2 separate regions of the Mus musculus genome follow, and region 2 is linked to region 1. Evidence: chromatin loops called from intact Hi-C (ENCODE). Cell type or tissue: heart. All regions are shown on one strand. Each heading gives the region's core, and the rest is flanking DNA. Links, peaks and the distances in the headings are about the cores only.

What was found. A loop is a pair of places that touch in the nucleus more often than their neighbours do. Peaks named below come from ENCODE experiments on the same cell type or tissue, not always from the same donor. Only the 100,000 strongest peaks of a DNase experiment are listed, where the experiment ranks them.
Region 2: a loop joins it to region 1, with 3 times the contacts of the local background. A loop is called at or near these places in 4 of 42 quality-filtered maps.

What each region holds. Positions count from the first base shown.
Region 1 is chr7:49,243,344-49,251,669 of GRCm38, reverse strand. Nav2 (neuron navigator 2) reads right to left here and starts at 5,481. Exons shown (of 39, transcript NM_175272.3): 1 at 4,472-5,481. The coding sequence starts at 4,729. In heart, for the core only: CTCF peaks have their summits at 1,471 (motif pointing left), 3,610 and 5,670; DNase peaks (open chromatin) are centred at 1,469, 2,669, 3,539, 5,609 and 4 weaker places; H3K4me3 peaks cover 3,991 bases; H3K27ac peaks cover 3,521 bases; H3K27me3 peaks cover 1,401 bases.
Region 2 is chr7:49,158,559-49,166,884 of GRCm38, reverse strand. 9130015G15Rik (RIKEN cDNA 9130015G15 gene) reads left to right here and starts at 4,727. Exons shown (of 4, transcript NR_154465.1): 1 at 4,727-4,938; 2 at 7,141-7,249; 3 at 7,455-7,513. It also overlaps a transcript of Nav2 not described here. In heart, for the core only: no CTCF peak of the experiment used is centred there; DNase peaks (open chromatin) are centred at 4,594, 7,034, 7,904 and 8,104; H3K27ac peaks cover 2,069 bases.

The sequences.
Region 1 (8,326 bases), core at 327-8,326:
AAAGATGTATACACACCGAGTGATCGCCCAAATAAACCCCCTACTCTACCTTTAAAGTGTCTCTAGAGAATTAACCCAGGGGAGAGGCAGTGATACGTGAACCGTAAACATTCTCGCCTGTTGGCAGATAACCACAATGTGCATTCGTTCGCCTCCAAGAACTGAGAAAGGGGGAAAGAGAACAACCCACGGCAGAAAAACACACTAATCAAATCCACAATCAGCTCTGATGACGAAGCAAGCCTTCTAATCAAAACACAGTGGGGCAAAGCTGCAACAGGTTGTAAGCTTGGAGCTGGGCTTTTCCCAGGGGCCTCACCCACGCTTTCTTTTTAAACATCTAAAAAACGCGCACACAGGATTTCAATCACTTCTAATTTTTTTTTTTTAAGAAATAAGTTGCAGGCTGAACACGAGCTCCTAAAAACAGGAAATATCAAAGTATCATGTGAATCATCTCTTCCCCCTGCAACTGCTTCTTTAAAAAAAAAAAAAAAAAAAAAAAAGGCTAACCCTGTCCTTACCCCAAGAGGTCTTTGCCTGAATACTGGCCAGAGCCTTGTAGTCTAACACAGAGCGTATGTCTAAAATGATCACTTACATGGGGTCCCAGTTCACAACACATGAGAGACCAGAACACATGTCCTCTCAGGAAGGCCCTGGTGGCACAGTAGCAGGAAGAGGGTCAGAGGGACCTGACTGAGGCAGAGCAGCTTCCGCTGGAGGTTGAGAGCGAGCTGCGGGTCTGTAGGAGGCTCCAGGAGAGGAGGCAAAGGCTGACCCCTCTAACAGCTGTTGGCTTGCAAGTCATTGATGGTGGGGATGAGCAGATGACTGGTAAGTCACCGAGTAAACCGAAACGGGCGTGGTGGCACATGCCCTTCATCCCAGCACTATGCAGGCAGAAGCAGGTGGGTCACTGTGAGTTCAAGGCCAGCCAGGTCTACAGAGTGAGAGACCCTGTCCCAAAAGACAAAAACAAGAACGCTTTGCCCACGCTAAGGACAGTCATCTGTGTTGCTTCCCAAGGGTCAGTTCTGAGCCAGGTCCTGAAGGAGACGCCACCGGCTCCACAGCTTCTCAGGTACCCTCCGACAGAAGCCAACATGAACATCCACTGCCAAGCCTCTGCGCTTTCTCATACCCTGACCTAAAATGGAAAATGCTCAACGTAGAACATGTACGAGGGAGCATCCACTTGGGCTCTGCACTGCGAAAGGTAGCTCAGCCTCCTCTCCTTTGTTCTCCTCTTCCTCCTTCCTCCTCCTCCTCCTCTTCTTCCTCTTTCTCCTCCTCCTCTCCTCCCCCCACACTGGGCACTCTTGTCCACTGCTGGGGCCCAGCTCATCTCCTTCCTCCCCTGTGAGCCCCCTGGTCTTCTCCAGCCCTTGAGCTACTAGCCTTCCTTCCAGCATCTTGACTCCTCAGGCCCAGCACATCTTTAGCTCTCCCAGTGCTGCCCTCTGCTGGAAACAGACGTCACGCCTACGATCCAGGCTGCCAAGTCTTGTCCTCAGCTCTGCAGCAGCATGAGAGACAATGCTGGAGAGTGGGCGTGCACGGCACTGGTCCGGCACCTGATTGAGCTGAGATATCTGCTCTGCCACGCTGGACAGCGTGGATCAGTGGTGACATCTGTGGCCGGGATGCCTCAAGGTCTGGAGCTGACCAGCAGCCGCTGTGGCTCCCCGAGTCTAGCATGACAGGTAAGGGGTTCCAGTTCAAATGCTACTGACTCTGCTGCTCGTGAGGCCACTGACCTTTCATTTCCTCATGTGTAAGATGGGAACAATCACCCTTATCTCACCAGATTGTTAAGAGAATAAAAGAGAGTTATTTTGTGCAAAAAAAACCCAGAACAATCCCTGACACCTAGGAAGTACAAGGCAAGGGTGCCTTCTTTACTTTGTTATCTTAGGACATATGGTAGGATGTGGACACATACACCACACTTATTCTAAGTGCTCCTGTGGAGGCCAATGAGAACCTAACACACCAGGCATTCCACAGCTCACCCCATCCCCCACCTCCCTCTCACAGCGCCTGGTACTGTGCCAGGCAGAGTCAGAGGCCTGTCAATGCTCGTGAACAGGTTGGCCTCTTCTTAGAGGCTCCACCTTTTCTCATGTAAAGAATACTAAGTTTTTCTTAATACTCATAATTCCTGTGCCCATTTTTTTTAACAGGTGGAATCACTGAGGCCCAGGGGAGTAGTTAGTTAATGGACTAGGCTACTGAGCTAAGCATAGGTCAGACAGAAGGTACCACTGATAACCAACACTTTAAAACCTGGACTGTCAGTCACCCTGCAACCCAGCCAGTCTCCTGCCCCAAAATCCCCCAAATAAAAGAGAGGCAACGGCTCCATGGAGTTCATCATTTCCTGAGTGTCTTGTAATGATAAACATTACGTTTGGGAGCAGGAAATTACCAGGTGCTAAGTCAGCCCCAGTCCTCAAGCCATAATCGAGGGTGGATGTGCGCTGTCTGTCACCATGGGGATACCCTGTTCAAAGAAGGCAAAATCCTTTTGCCAAAGCCCCTTTGATGTCAGGGTGGGGCTATGAGTGCACGCTACATGGAAGAGCTCCTAGGAGACTCAGGGGCTGGCAAGGAGGGGCCCGCTGGGAAGCCAGGGCTGTCCACTGGAAGGTGGCCAGTTTCCTGAGCCATCCATCCAAACCACCCTCGTGATGCCCATGGAGAGTAAGAGAGGTGGAATGTGGGGTGATGGGGACAGAGGGAAACAGCGCCTCCAGGGAGTAGGGCCAAGTTAGCCACTCATGGAGATGTCTAAGAGTGAAAAAAAATTTTTTTTTTCTTAATGGAGAGAGTGGTGAATCACCTTCTCAGAGCCTGCTCATGGCAATCCTCTGCCACTGTTCCTCAGCTGAAGGGTCAACTGGGCACTAGCAGGCAGGAGTCTGGCTATGAATGAGCCCAGCGTCTGCCTTCCCTTCATTCCTACGGTCCTCCTCATCGGGCCCGAGGGCATGTGTCACATTCCCAGTCGCTGTTCCAAAACACCACCCACTTCACCCCCCACAGAGGAAGGAGGCACCCTGGTGCTCACCCTCATTTCAGAGCCCTCTGGACAAGGCCTGTAGCTCTAAGAAAAAGAGCAGAGCACACGGCCTAGCAGAGCCAGGACCCAGGAGCACTGGAGGAGATCTTGCCTTCCTCCCACACACCATCCGTCAGGGCTGTCAGCTTCCAAAAATGTTTAGCAAGTGCAGCATCAAGAGAGACACCCGCTGATGGGCGGGTGCGGGAGCTTGTGTGGGGAGGGGGCCTTCTCCGGCTCTGAGTTCCAACAGTCTGCCTCTGAGCAGCTTCTAGACCCAGCTCCTCCCTCAGAAAGGTTAGGAATGTGTTGAGCGTTAACCTCTGATCAGGGAAAGTAGGTGCCCAAAAGGTCGTCTGGTCTGTTGCTGCTTGGCCCTATACCAACTCAAGACTGCCTCCCCTTCTGGCTTCCCGGCTTCTCCTCTCCGGACTGGGACAGCCACAACAGTCAGGTCAGCCTGTCCCTAAAAGTCCCTGCTGACTGGCAGCCAAGAAAATACAGCATGGCCCTGCTCCCTCCTGCCAGAAGAGGGGGAAGGCGGCAGGGAAGGCAGGAGTCCAAGAGAAACTGATTGGCCCTTAAGGATTTCCTTAAAAGAGATTGCATGGCCAGGGCCTGTCACCCAGCCCAGTAGGGGGATTGCTTGCTCTGCCAGGAAAGGTAGAAGTCACCGTTTCTCGTTCAGCCATGCTCTTACCCACACCATCACCTCCCTAATCACCAGAGATACCAACGCTGGCAGCATAGACTACCCAAGAAGGAGGGGCTTAGCTACAGCAGCCATTCTGAGACAGCCAAGCCACCCCAGTTACTAGGAGTCTGTAGCAGCTAGCAGTTGGCAGCACCTGGCCAGAATCCCTTCTCCCTAATGATGGGGCAGAGACCAGCCATCTTCAAGCTAGGAGGAGGGTTAAGTTCAGGGCAACCACTCAGTATCCCTTGTCCTAGATCTCACAGCTGAGCCAGGTAGTACCCAACCCATCAAGGCACCAGGCCACTCCTTGGGGTTACAACCTGAGTATAGACACACATCACAACAGCAGATACCCATCCTCTTGGGGCCAAGCGCTCGGCACTGATGGCCCTTAACATTTCCAATGTCAGCATGCATTTTTTTGAAAGCACCCCTACACCTGCTCCAGCCCCATAGAAGCAGCTGGCTGCCAGCACGCCTTAGCTTTGCAGAGCTCCCCGGGAGAGCCTCTGGCACCCTGGCCAGCTAAACCCCTCCTGGCCACACCCACTGACCAATGTATCCTTCCAATCTGGCAGCATAAGGGGTATGCTTCCTCTCTCCAATCACATTATGGTAGCCTCTCCTCAAGGCAACCGTCCTCCTCCCTCATGAAGGATCATCCATCACTCCCACCCTGTAATAGTGCCCCAGCACATAGCACTGCTCACCTGGGTATCGAACCCGTTCTCCAGAGAGCTGCTCTTCAGCAACGGGAGCCCCTCCCCCGTCGGCTCCTGCAGCCCCTGCGATTTCAGGGGGATTTGGCTAGTGTAGGCCGTCTTGCTCACCTCCACCTTGCTTCCCAACTTAAGATAGCAGGGCTGAGGACCAGTCCGGGCCGGGGGCACGTGCAGGATGGGCGCGGCGCTGTGCACGGGTTTGGGCAGTCCCGATTTCATTTTGGAGGCTACCAGGATGGCCGGCATCTTCTCCCGGGGCTTTGGCTTTCCCAGCACGTCCCTGGCAGCGGCGGCGGAGGCGACCGCTAAAGGCAGCGCGGGCAGCCGAGTAGGCGCCGGGCCTCGGCCCGCGAGGCGCCCACCAACAGTGGAAGAAAAAAAAAAAAAAACCCAAAAAACAGAATCCCCGGGTCGGGGAACTGGGGAAATCCTGCGAGTGCGCCTGCCGGGTGGCGGGCTAGTCACTGCCCTCAGCAGGTCCCACCTGCGCGGATGTCGCAGCGGGAGGCCTGTTCAGAAGCTCTGGGTTCTCGGGGACCGCTGCCTCTGGCAATTCTTCTCCTGGGAAACCGAGGCGTGGACGCCCATATTAACTTGTCATTGCGTCTCCGAAGTGAGAAGGCTCCTTAGGAAGAGACACCGGCTACGGGGACGCACACGTCGCGCTCTGGAGCCTGCGGGTGTGAACCTTGGAGCAAAAGAGCAGAGGATGGGGAGACGGAGGACGCACGGAGCCCAAGACGTATCAACCGCGAAGCGGCTGTCACCCAGCAAACGCGCCACAGGGTCACCCGCGCCTAGGCAGACTCTGGGCGATCTCCGCAGACAGGTCTGTCTGGGCGTGACAGCCGATCACCGATGCTCACAAGCCCCTCGAACACCAAGCACCTGAGCTTCTGCGGCTCTGGCCATGCTCCGTGCGCTCCAGCGCAGCACGGCGGTGGTGACAGAGCGCGGGCACCAGGACGCGCAGCTGGCCAGGCTGGCAGCGCTGCGCTAAGCTGAGCTCGGGGGAAGGCAGCGCGGGCTGCAGGGCTGGACGCAGGGGAGGACCGGCTGCGGCGCGCGCTGACAGCCCGGGCCGTTCCCGCGCGCCTATTGGTTAGCCGCGGACCAATCCGCGGTCGCGACTCGCACTGCAAGGGGGCGTGGCCTCAACTCCGCGGGGCCGCCGCCGAAACTCTGGGGCCGCGCTTGGCCGCAAGTACAAAGCGAGCTGGTGGCCGCTCTGCGGCACGGCCCCGGCGCGCGCCTCCCCGCGGGCCGCCACCCCTGCGTCCCCGGAGCCGCCTTTGAAAACGCCGTTGGGTTGTAGATTCCCGCCTCCTTCCACCCCCAGGCATGTGTTGGGGAAATCAGTTTCTCTTTTTCAAATCGCTCGGGTCATCTCAACGGTTTGCGGGTTCCGGAGGCACGCCCCAACCTCTCTGCACCTCCATTGGGAATGACTGGGCGGGTCTCCTTGTCCCCCGCCTGAAGGACACTCCAGCCATTTCTTCTTTCCGGGTGGGCTCAGGGGCGTCCCAACAGCTTCCTCTGCGACATTCAAAGGTTGCACGTTGCACTTAAGTATTTGAAATATTTATAGGCTGATACAATGGCCGGGGAAGCTTCGCGCCCCAAGACAGCTCCTCCTTGCCACCTACCACAGACTGTAATTAGAGTGGCTTGGTGACCCGGGCAGGCTGAGGCTAAACCTGCCCTGGTTTCATGGTTTCATGAAGGCCTTCCTTTCTCTCTCTGACTCAGGGTCTGAGGACTGAAGGGAAAATAGAAAGTGCAGACAGGGTGCATGGGGCTGATCTTCAAGGACACCCACCTTAGAGATCAGTTTGGATTTGAATTGGGAAGTTCCTCCATCTTTATAGACCTAACACTGTGTCTCATGCAAGTCAAGTGGAGGTTTGAGTACTTTTCCCTAAAAGCACTGCCCAGCTAAATGAGATAGTGTCTGGCAGTGTAGGGGACCAGAAAAAAAAAATCTGTCTTTATTATTAATGAACCCACCGGAGTATGTCCCACTGTCATCTCTTTAAGCCACTTTTCTGTGTCTAGGACAGATGTTGTCACTTTCTTCCTATCCTATAGCCTGAAGTTGTAACATCCATAGGGTTGAATTTCACTCATCCTAATGATATGGGCTATATCATTCTCAAACTTACCTGGCAAAACTCTAATGTGGCCAGGAATGGGGGTGTAAGCTTGTAATTTCTGCTACTTTAGAGGCTGAGGCAGGAGGATCCCAGGTTGAGGTCAATTTAATGATCCTCTTTGTTCAAATAAAATGTAAAAAGGAGCTGGAGATGTAGCTCAGTGGTGGGCAGTTTGCTCGCTCCGCATCTGCCAGAATCTGTCTGATTCCAGTGTAAATAAATACTGTAAATAAATACCCAATCCTCGACTGGTTTTAGGCAGTGGAACCTCTGGGAGGTTGTAAGTACGTGACCGAGAGGTCCTCATGATGGGCCCAGTGCCATGTTAGAGGAGACACGATGAAGATGGATAACTTCTGATAGTGCAATGGCAGCCTTTCTGAATCCACAGAAACCACAGCCCTTGACAAGAATCTGACCATGGCTGCAGCCTGATCTCAGATCTCCAGCCTCTAGGCCTAGGAGAAAGAGGCATTTGTTGTTAAAGCGGCCCTGTCAACAGCATTTTGTGTTAGTAGCTTAAACTAAGAGCCCAGACTGAAGTAAAAGTTCAGTTTTCAAACAGCCCCTGGAGTGTTGAGATGTGACATGATACTCCCTGCTCCCATATTTCCCAGCCTGTTTGCAGGCCCTTTCTACCCTAGCTCGGGGGGGGGGGGGATGCACATAGCCTGGTTTAGCTCTTTAAATCACAAGTTTGTCCCTGACATGGTATACTCTGCCCTCGTCCATCTGGACAATCTCCTATGCTAGTATCTTGTTTTATTTAACATATTTATTGTTCCGAGCAGTCTCTTCTAAAGGAATAAATGTTTGGAAGAGCCGTCTTTTGACTTTCATGAGATTCTGTCAGAAGCAAGCAGAACGCTATGGACTGAAAAGCTACCCAGATTGTCACTGAATGGATGAGTGGTGCAGTTGCCTTTGAGTAAGAACGCCATGAGAAAGGGTTGTGGGACTTTCCTCCTTGAACTCTGATTCTTCACAGCTGCCTGAAGAGTTGTAGAAGGGCAGTCATGATCCCTATTAGGGATTGTGGAGCTATTCCCAAATATCCTCAGAGCTTAGGCACAGAGGGTGTCCAAGGTCTAGTCCCCAGAGCAGCACAGAGAACTTGTAACACTTTTTGATACACTCCACCCAATCCCAACCTACTGAATGAAAATTCCCAGAGGGTAAGGGGGGAGTGAAGGCAATCTGTGTCTTAAATAATGCTTAACAGGGGGTTTTGATGTGTACTAAGGCTGAGAATTCTAGCCAAATAAAGTGTTCATTCAGTGTACCTCCAGGGCCTCCTAAGCCTTCATATGCATAAGAACTGCAAAATCCAATTCAATAGGTCTTCAAGGTCTCCAAAAGGCTGAGATGCTGTCTTCCAAATAAACTCCCAGGTGATGGGTGCCTAGCCTGGGACTCTGGAGATTCCTACTGTAAACTGTAAGGTTAGGCCACCGTCAACAGAGGTGTAACAGCTCAAGGCCTAGCTGAAGTGAAGTGGCTTTCACAGCACTTCTGCAAAGATTCTCTGGGTGCATCCAACTAGCAGCCCAGTCCATTGGTAAAGTATGACACAGACACAGACACGGAACTGGTGATGGCCACAATGTGTGTTTGCCATTAAGAAAAAAAAAAGTTCCCAGTTAAAATAGGCACCAAAGCCATTGTGGCAGGGGTTGGGGGAGGTTCTGAG
Region 2 (8,326 bases), core at 198-8,197, 85 kb after region 1:
AGAGAGAGAGAGATACGATACTTGCTCATATACAAAATCTTAAACACTTTAAAAGATTTGTTATTTTATGTTTGGGTATTTGGCCTGTATGTATATCTATCTGTGCACCACTTGCATGCATAATGCATGTGGAGGTCAGAAGAGGGCACTGGATCCCTGAGACTGGAGTTATAGACTGTTGTAAGGCACTATATAGGTGCTGGGGACTGAATCTGGGTCCTCTGCAAGAGCAGCAAGTGCTCTTAACTGCAGAGTCACCTCACCAGACCCATTGTACATCTTTTGTCCTCCAGAGTAGCGCTAACTTGGGACACCTTGACTCAAACCAAGTGCAAGTGCAAGTGGACTTCTCTTGAATGCCTGCAGGGTGAACTTGGCCTGCCAGCCCCTCCTTTGGAAGCCTTCTGAGCACTGCACAGCAGTGGGCGCTGCCTATCTGTTTGCAGTGCCGCCTGCTGCTCTTTTCTGGCACCCAGCACCCTGTGCAGGAGCAGGCATGCTGGTGATAGGAGAGACAAGCCAAAGCAGTGGTCCTAAGGCATCATGCCATTCATAAACACTCATCTGGGGAACAGATGAAACATGAGTCTTGCTCAAAGGACCCTGGCTTTGATGTAACCGAGAGCTCAGAGATGTCCCAAACAACCTGTTTGGGTGTGGGGGTGGGAACACATGTCCAGGGAGGATTGAGATGTAGCACAAGACCCAGAGAAGAAAGGTTCACCCTGAATGGGGATGATGGCATTCAACAAATGGGCTGGTGTCCAGGTGGAAGGAAGATGAAGGAAGGCAGTGTCTATGGATGTACAAGGGCTGGGCTTGGACTCTGCCTCCTATTGGCTGAACAACTGCACTTGTGACTGCTTACCTCTTCATCTGTCCAATGGGAGAGTGCATAGGCCTGGGTATAGGAGGTGCATGTATGTATGGTTTGTGTGTGTGTGTGTTTCTGGGTTCAAAGGAAACCAATACCATATCTGGCTCCTAAGTTGGCTGATAATGAGAAAATAGAGAAGCCGGCCTAGCGTGCTTGATCAGTTGTCTTGTTGGAAGGTTCTCTTGAAAGGTTTACAGTGGGGGTTTTGGGAGGGACATCTCCTTGGCTGTCATTGTGCCCAAAGCCTCTCTTCCAACAGTGATTAGACAGTTGGGATAGAGTTCGCATCTCTACTTCTGCTGCACGGTGCTGTTTTTCTTCTCCCCCAACAGCAGCTCTACCCATTTCACAGCCATTTAGGCCGACAAGGGAGAGCTGAGCACAGAATGGAGTTATTCAGCAAGAGGCAGTTATGGCATGCTTCCTCTGGGGACGGGAACATGGGAAGCAGATGGGCAGGGAACCCTGATGACCTGCCTACCTTCCTGCTGCCACCTCAGATGACAATGGGAACCTGGACACTTCTCTGCAATGGGCATAGTGTGGGATTGCCTCCCGGAGCTCAGAAGAGTCAGAGAGCATAATTGTCCCCAGGACCACCTGGGGAGGCTTGGGGAGGCTAGGGGCCAGCCATGCTATCTTCTTTCTTCTGAGCTTGGAGGGCTCCCAGGTCTGAGGTTAGGCAAGGAAGCCATCTGGGAGCTTAGGACTTGGTGTTGCAGCCATACCCCAAGTCCTGTCTGAGTAGGAGCTGAGGGGCCAGCTAGAAAGAACGGCAAAATCTGTCTGTTGTACCCCAGTTAAAACCCCTTGGGGAAACCAGTATGGCCGGAGAAGACTAACCACAGAGAGCGGGTGCACTTCTTGTACCTGGCCTCAGCACGTGGGTGCAAAGGGCTTGTTTGTCAAACCTGCAGCTGTGTCAATACGCATAGGACTCTTGTTAAGATGGACACAGTCAACAGACCTGAGGTGGGGCCTGAGATTCCACACATGTGCCAAGACTTCAGGTAAAAAGGCCACACCACCAGCCTGCCTTTGGGACTGCATTTAGCCTGATAAAGCAGGAAAAGAAAGAACGAAACGGAAATAAGACTCGGCTCTTTCTACCCCTATGCTACTCTGGGAGCTGTATCTCTTAGCAGAGGTAATTTGTTCTACTTCTGGTAGTGCTGGGTATTGAACCCATGATCTTGATCCTAGGCAAGCCCTCTACAACTGAACTACCCCTGCAGCCTTGCAGCGTTAAGTTAGACTGCTTTTACTTGCGTGTGGCTTTTGGGGTTCTCCTCTATGGACTCCTCTGGAGGAAGCTGCAGCTGGGACAGGGGTTGGAGCTTTGGGGTTATGACTGTTAATAGTGAGCACCTCTAAGGGTGGCCCTGGGCGTGGGGGTGGAGAGCACAGGCTAGAACGTAGGATGATCAGAGTATAGTAGAAACAGCAGAGAAAAGTGGGAGAGAGAGATGCAACAAGGCATCATGGGGTGAGATAGGAGCATAGACAGTATGGTGGGGCCTGTTTATTTACCCACAAGCAAGTCGGCCCTGATTGACAGCCTGATACAGAAAATACTCCAACCTTAGATGTGAGCATGACAGTGTTATTCAAAATGTTTCAGCCTTTGGATAATTTCTGACTTTTGATTTTTATATTAAGGATGCTTAGCCTGTATCACTCATTCATAGAAGTATCCCAAATTCCCAAACTCCAAAACTTGAAAACACATTGGGATTCAAGTGTTTCAGATAATGGCCACTCAACCTGCATGACTCCTGGGCCTCCGGATCAGAGTGAGGGTTAAATGCAGGAACACGCGTTGAGATATTGTGGCAAGCTGCTGGCACACAGTCACATGTCCTAACCGATATGTTTTCAAATATAGAGAAGAATAACAAATAAGTTCCATTCACACAGGGGCTTGACAGCCAAACAAAGGAGTCTGGCTCGGGCTGCCAAGAAGCCCGGGCACAAATTGTTTCTAACTCTGCAATCAAGCAAGCGCCTCCCAGGGATCTCTGCATTACTGCCTCTGGGCAATTCTGAGCTCCTCAATGGAACTCAGATAAAATTATAGCATTCAAAACCAGCTCCGGATACAGACCTCTCGCTAATTCACACGAATCCTTTGCCTCCGTCCACGCTGGTCTGACTCCACAGGCCTCCGCATTTCCAGAACACTCTGCCAGATCTCGTTATTGCTGTACTTCAAGAGGAGGGTTTCTGGGTTTCACGTTCACAGAGCGGTTTGGGAATCCCCCTGAATCAACACTCAGATCCTGCGTGTGCCGCTAATAACCTAAACCTGACGACACCAAGAAAGAACTCCTGTCTGCAGGGACCTTCATAGAAAGCCTTAGAAAAGGCAACCTCTGAGATGGACCCTCTCTAGGAGAGCGAATGAAGCAGCAGAGGAAGCTGGGCTAACACCTGTCTCCTATTCACACCCTCACAATGTCCCTCCCTCAGCTCATCAGACTTAGCTTAGGGTCTGCTCAAAACCCCTGACTCCCCTCTCCTCCAGCTACATACTGGGGACAACATCTATGTTTCTGCTCCATTAGTGTTAGGTAGCATGCTGCTCACTGAACTCCCAGCAGGTGCTGACCTGTGAGAGTCCCAGAACCGCCCCATACTCTTGTGACCCATTTTGCGGGAATGGAAATGGAAGCTCCGAGGAGCTAGGGAGTATGGCTAGGTCACAGAGCCACTTGGGAATCCCGTGCTTCTGTCTGCAGTGGTCACCCACAGCTATAGTGTAGATGATACCAGAAGCCTCCGTCACAGACTTCGGGGGACATGGAGGTTGGTCCTCACGGAGCTTTGGAGAGGGATGAGTTAATATGGCTGACTACTATTTGGTCCATTGCTAGCAACTCGAGAGAAGTTGGTTGCTCTAACAGATGATGTGACACCTTATGCCTCCTACTGCCCTTGCCTAGGGCAGTACTGGCAGTGACAGTGTCCTTTTGCCTAGGGAACATAATCACCAACATCCTGTTAGAGAGGGGATGCCTGTATACCAAACAGATCACCCCACTCCTGGGCTTTCTCTTGTCCACCCTTACTCTTCACTCCTTCTCAGTGCTTCCTGTAGGTACTTTCCAGCATGCCCCTCATACCTGCATCCCTATGCTACAGTGGGAGCGTTAATCTTCACTGTGGACTTGGCAATTTAGGAAGCACACATCTGATGCACATTTCTGTGAGGGTGTTTCTAGGGAGATTTCACTGAGCAGGGAAGATCCACCTTGCATATGGACACTGCTACCTCATGGGCTAGAGGAAAAAGGGGGACAGCAGAGCCCCAAGATTCACCTCTGTCTGCATCCTGACTGCAGATACAGTAGAAGCAGGCTATCACCGTGCCTCCCACACAGATAGACCACGTCTCTTTAAACCTTGAGTCAATTTGCTTTTGTTCCATATTTTGTTGTTGCAGCAGCCAGGAAGGTAATTACACTGAGGGTTGGACACAGGAGGCTCAAAAACAGAAGCAGCAGCCATTCACTCTGGAGAAAGTGAAAAGGAAGGACAGCCCAGAGGTTTGACGTGGTCCTGGAGCGAGGCAGAGTGTGCATCAGCCTCAGAGGAAGGGAGACGACTTAGCAACTGCAGAGCCAGGTCAGATCTCCACATACTGTTCTCAGACAGTCCACGGTTCACCCAACACTTCACAAAGATTAGCAAACAAGGGCGGTTGGCCAGCACCCACCCTCTACAGCAAATCACACAAGTACACTGCAACTCGGCCTGGGCTGGGAGCACAGAACAAATACAAATACGATCCCATTGTCTAAACAAACCCAGCGACAGGGTTACTAGGCAGGGTTCTGTTTCTGTCCCTTCAGCTCCCATCCTCGGAGCCATGCTTGCTTGCCTGCTTGCTTTTCTCATCCCAAACCCTTTACACTTTCAAAGGACCTCTTGTGTGGGGATGAAGTCCAGCATTTTTTTTTTCCCTCGTGGATGGATGCAGTGTTTCAAGTGAACTTCCAAACACAGAAGAGCTCAGCTTCAGAGCAATAAGACAACATTGTGGTTTGGCCCAGTGGAAGGAGGTAAGAAGGAAAACATGAGAAAGTGTGGGTTTTTCTTTCTGCAGGGTCTTCCAGCCAAATGGTTTAAATCTCACTGGAAAGGATTCTCAGGGGGAAAATAAAATTATTGGCTTAGCAGGGAGGGTTTCTTCCCTTAACAAGTTGGTTCTGAGGGAAAGGGCACTGTGGGGGGGCCAGGAGCTGGCCGGGATGATGGCAGAGACGATATGTCACCTCCTAACTAGGGTAGCCAGAGTTACAACCTCTCAACTGGACTCCAATGTTTTCTGGCCACCCCATTCAGTGCAGAACAACTAAGAACAGAGGCCACCTGCTAGAGCCACCCAGCTGGTCCAAACAAGAGAAGCTTTCTGAGCAAAATGAAAGCTGGCTACAAATAAAATTAAAAAACATGTCACTGGGTGGTAGGGGCACACACCTTTAATCCCAGCACTTGGGAAGCAGAGTATGTGGATCTCTGTGAGACCAGCCTGGTCTACACAATGAGTTCTCAGACAGCCAAGGCTACACAAAGAAATCCTGTCTCGAAAAACCAAACCAAACCAAACCAAACCAATCAATCAGTCAATCAATCAATCAATCAATCAATCAAAGAAAAATGAGACCGAGAAGACACAGATAAAGAGTCAGGAGAACACAGACTGGGGATGTGGTCAGCTCTATTCCACAAACATCACGGTATGCCAGAGGACATGCCCAAATGTGGAGGGATACTGGGGAGATGTGTGCTGAGCTCTGACACCCACAGGCCTGTTGACCTTGGTAAACTACTCAACCCCTCTGCATACCTAAGTTTCCTTATAGGAAAACAAACATTTAGGAAGTTGTCTGTGAGGATATCAAATTAGTAAATGTAAGCCACCCTAAAGGGTACCTGACCTAGAGTTGACAACCAACCCATGTCAGCTCTGATGACTAACCATGTCAGTGGAAAACTGGTCAAATCTATACTAGTCCCCATCAAGAGCAGAATAAAGGTTAAAAAAAAAAGCAAAAAAGTAGGTCAGACCAAACAGGTACTCCCTGGAGCTAGGATGCCATTGCTACCTCAACAAAACCATGCATCTGTCTTACCTGTGGGAAGCCTCCGAGGAACACGGATGTGCTACAGGCTCAGCATGAGCTCCAAGGTCCACACAGCATTCCAAAGCTACTTCTTACTTGGAGAAAGTCCTGATGGGACCGTCAGTCAGAAGTGAGATTGGGCAGAGATTGGGGCTCTGCTCTGGCACGGAAACAACACACTCTCCCCTCCCTCCAAAGCAGTTCTTGCATCCGGCTGTGCCTGGCATTGTCAGGGGGTGGGGACTCTGCCTTTTCAGAGGTCAGTGGTTGGGGCCTGGCCCAGTTTGTAGTTAGAGGCCAGCAGACCCTCCACTCTTGGCCCAGGATATAGACCAGGGCTCTTTCCTGAAGAAATGTCTTCATGCATAAGAATGGTTACTGCCACCCCCAACTATTCTCCGGCTGACACACATGGCCCAGCTGAATCCTCAGTTCCTGCAAACATTCCTCATGTGCCCTGGAAGCCCAGTTCCTTCCGTTAAAGACGAATGCTTGGGTAGAGTTCTGGGGCCTGGGAATAAAGCCGGAAATAACACAAAGACAAAGGGCCACTATCAGTAATTATTTCTGAAGTAACAAGCGACTAATTGGGACTTACTTTTATTAAAAACCTCGACTGCAGGCAGTAATTAAACTGCAGTTAATGAGAAGTTTCACACAGGCTCTGCAGTCGGCACAGGACCGTCCCCTCGTCTTCTTCAGAGGGCTTGGTGGCTGGAGGAGGCAGAGGGCATCTTTGTGGCCTCATAGCTGTCATGTTGGAGACTTCTGTGTGGCTGTCAGTGTGACTAGTGGTAGTCGGGCAATATAGTATGAGAATCCCAGGGTATACGGGGCTTTTAGACAAGAATCCCAGGGGTATATGGGGCCTCTAGATGAGAATTGTGATCCCAGGGGTATACGGGGCCTCTAGATGAAAGTCCCAAGGGTTATACGGGGCCTCTGGATGAAAATCCCAAGGGTTATACGGGGCCTCTGGATGAAAATCCCAGGAGTACATGGGCCTCTTGACTGGCTGCCATTCCTCTCAGGATCATGACATCACACCCGAGGGACACTGCCAAGTCCATAGAAAAGAGCCCAACTGACTCTTACTAATGGCTTCACCGCATCCCTTCTTTCACCTTCTCTTCCTAGCTGTCCAGATGTGAGGGGTATGCCGTCACTCACGGAGACTCACCTGACTGCTGAACTTAGTGAAAGAAGGCTTGGGGTCATGCTCCTGTGAGCAGTAGTGACATGTGAGGTGAGCATTTGGGTCCAGGAGCCACACTGGGGTGGCCCTCCCAAAAACATTCTAAGTTGCCCTGTCTATCCGTGGGATGAAGTAGCCAGCAGCACCCAGTGAGTGCCATTGAAGAGTGAAGTGTGTATAGGAGGCTGTCTAGGAAGCTTGCCTCACAATGTGTGGGACATAGTAAGTGCCCGGTAAATGTCACCTCTGTTTCTAGGTGCGGTTCAGCTCTACTCAGAGGTTGTCCGGACGCTTGGACCTCACTGTATGATCATGGTGAGTTTTTGCAATAGTAAAAACTACAGAGGTCTCCGTAAGCAGTGTCTGTCAGCTTGTGTCCCTGGGGAAGGGGCAGACAAACCCAGCAGGCTGGCTCCATGCAGAGGCCGCTGCCCTGGTGTCCGGGGCAGTGGGAGGCTGGCCAAGCTCCCAGACAGCCTGTCTCGGCTTGGAGCACAGAGCCGTTGCCTCACCAGCTTGTAATGAGTCGAGTCTCCATCCTGATTAGGGGAACAATCCCCACACAGAAAGACTCTGGGGAAGGAAGTGACAGCATCGTGGGGACAGGGCATAACCTCACCTCCTAAAGAGGCACTGACTTCTGAGGAGCTGGTGACATGAAGGACATGGTCCAAGATGGTGCCGGTCCCCAGGGACTAAGCAGAGTAGATCTTACTGGGGCAAATCTGGGTCATAGTGGGACATACAAGAGATAGCCCAGAGTTCTGTGAGAGTCTAGGAGGCAGGGCTGGGGACCACCAGCTTGCTAAGGAGTACAAGCAAAGGAGATCGGCTTCTCTGGGCACCTGCCAGATCTCAGCCCCAGTGCTAGTCCAGGACAGCATCCCCACTATCAACAGGGTCCTGCAAATAGTGCAAAGGCTCTGCCTCTGCCTGGACCATGGCTTGTGTCCATTACTGGGTTAGGAAAACAGCAGAGGTGGTGAGTAATGCCAGTTTAAAAATAGCATGACTTCAAAATGAGGAAATGTCAGAGAGCACGCGCGTGGGGAGGGTGAGTATTGTTTTCTGGAAGTGTTAATTCTTTAATGTGTGTGCACCAGTATTTAAAAGATGGATTTCAGTATC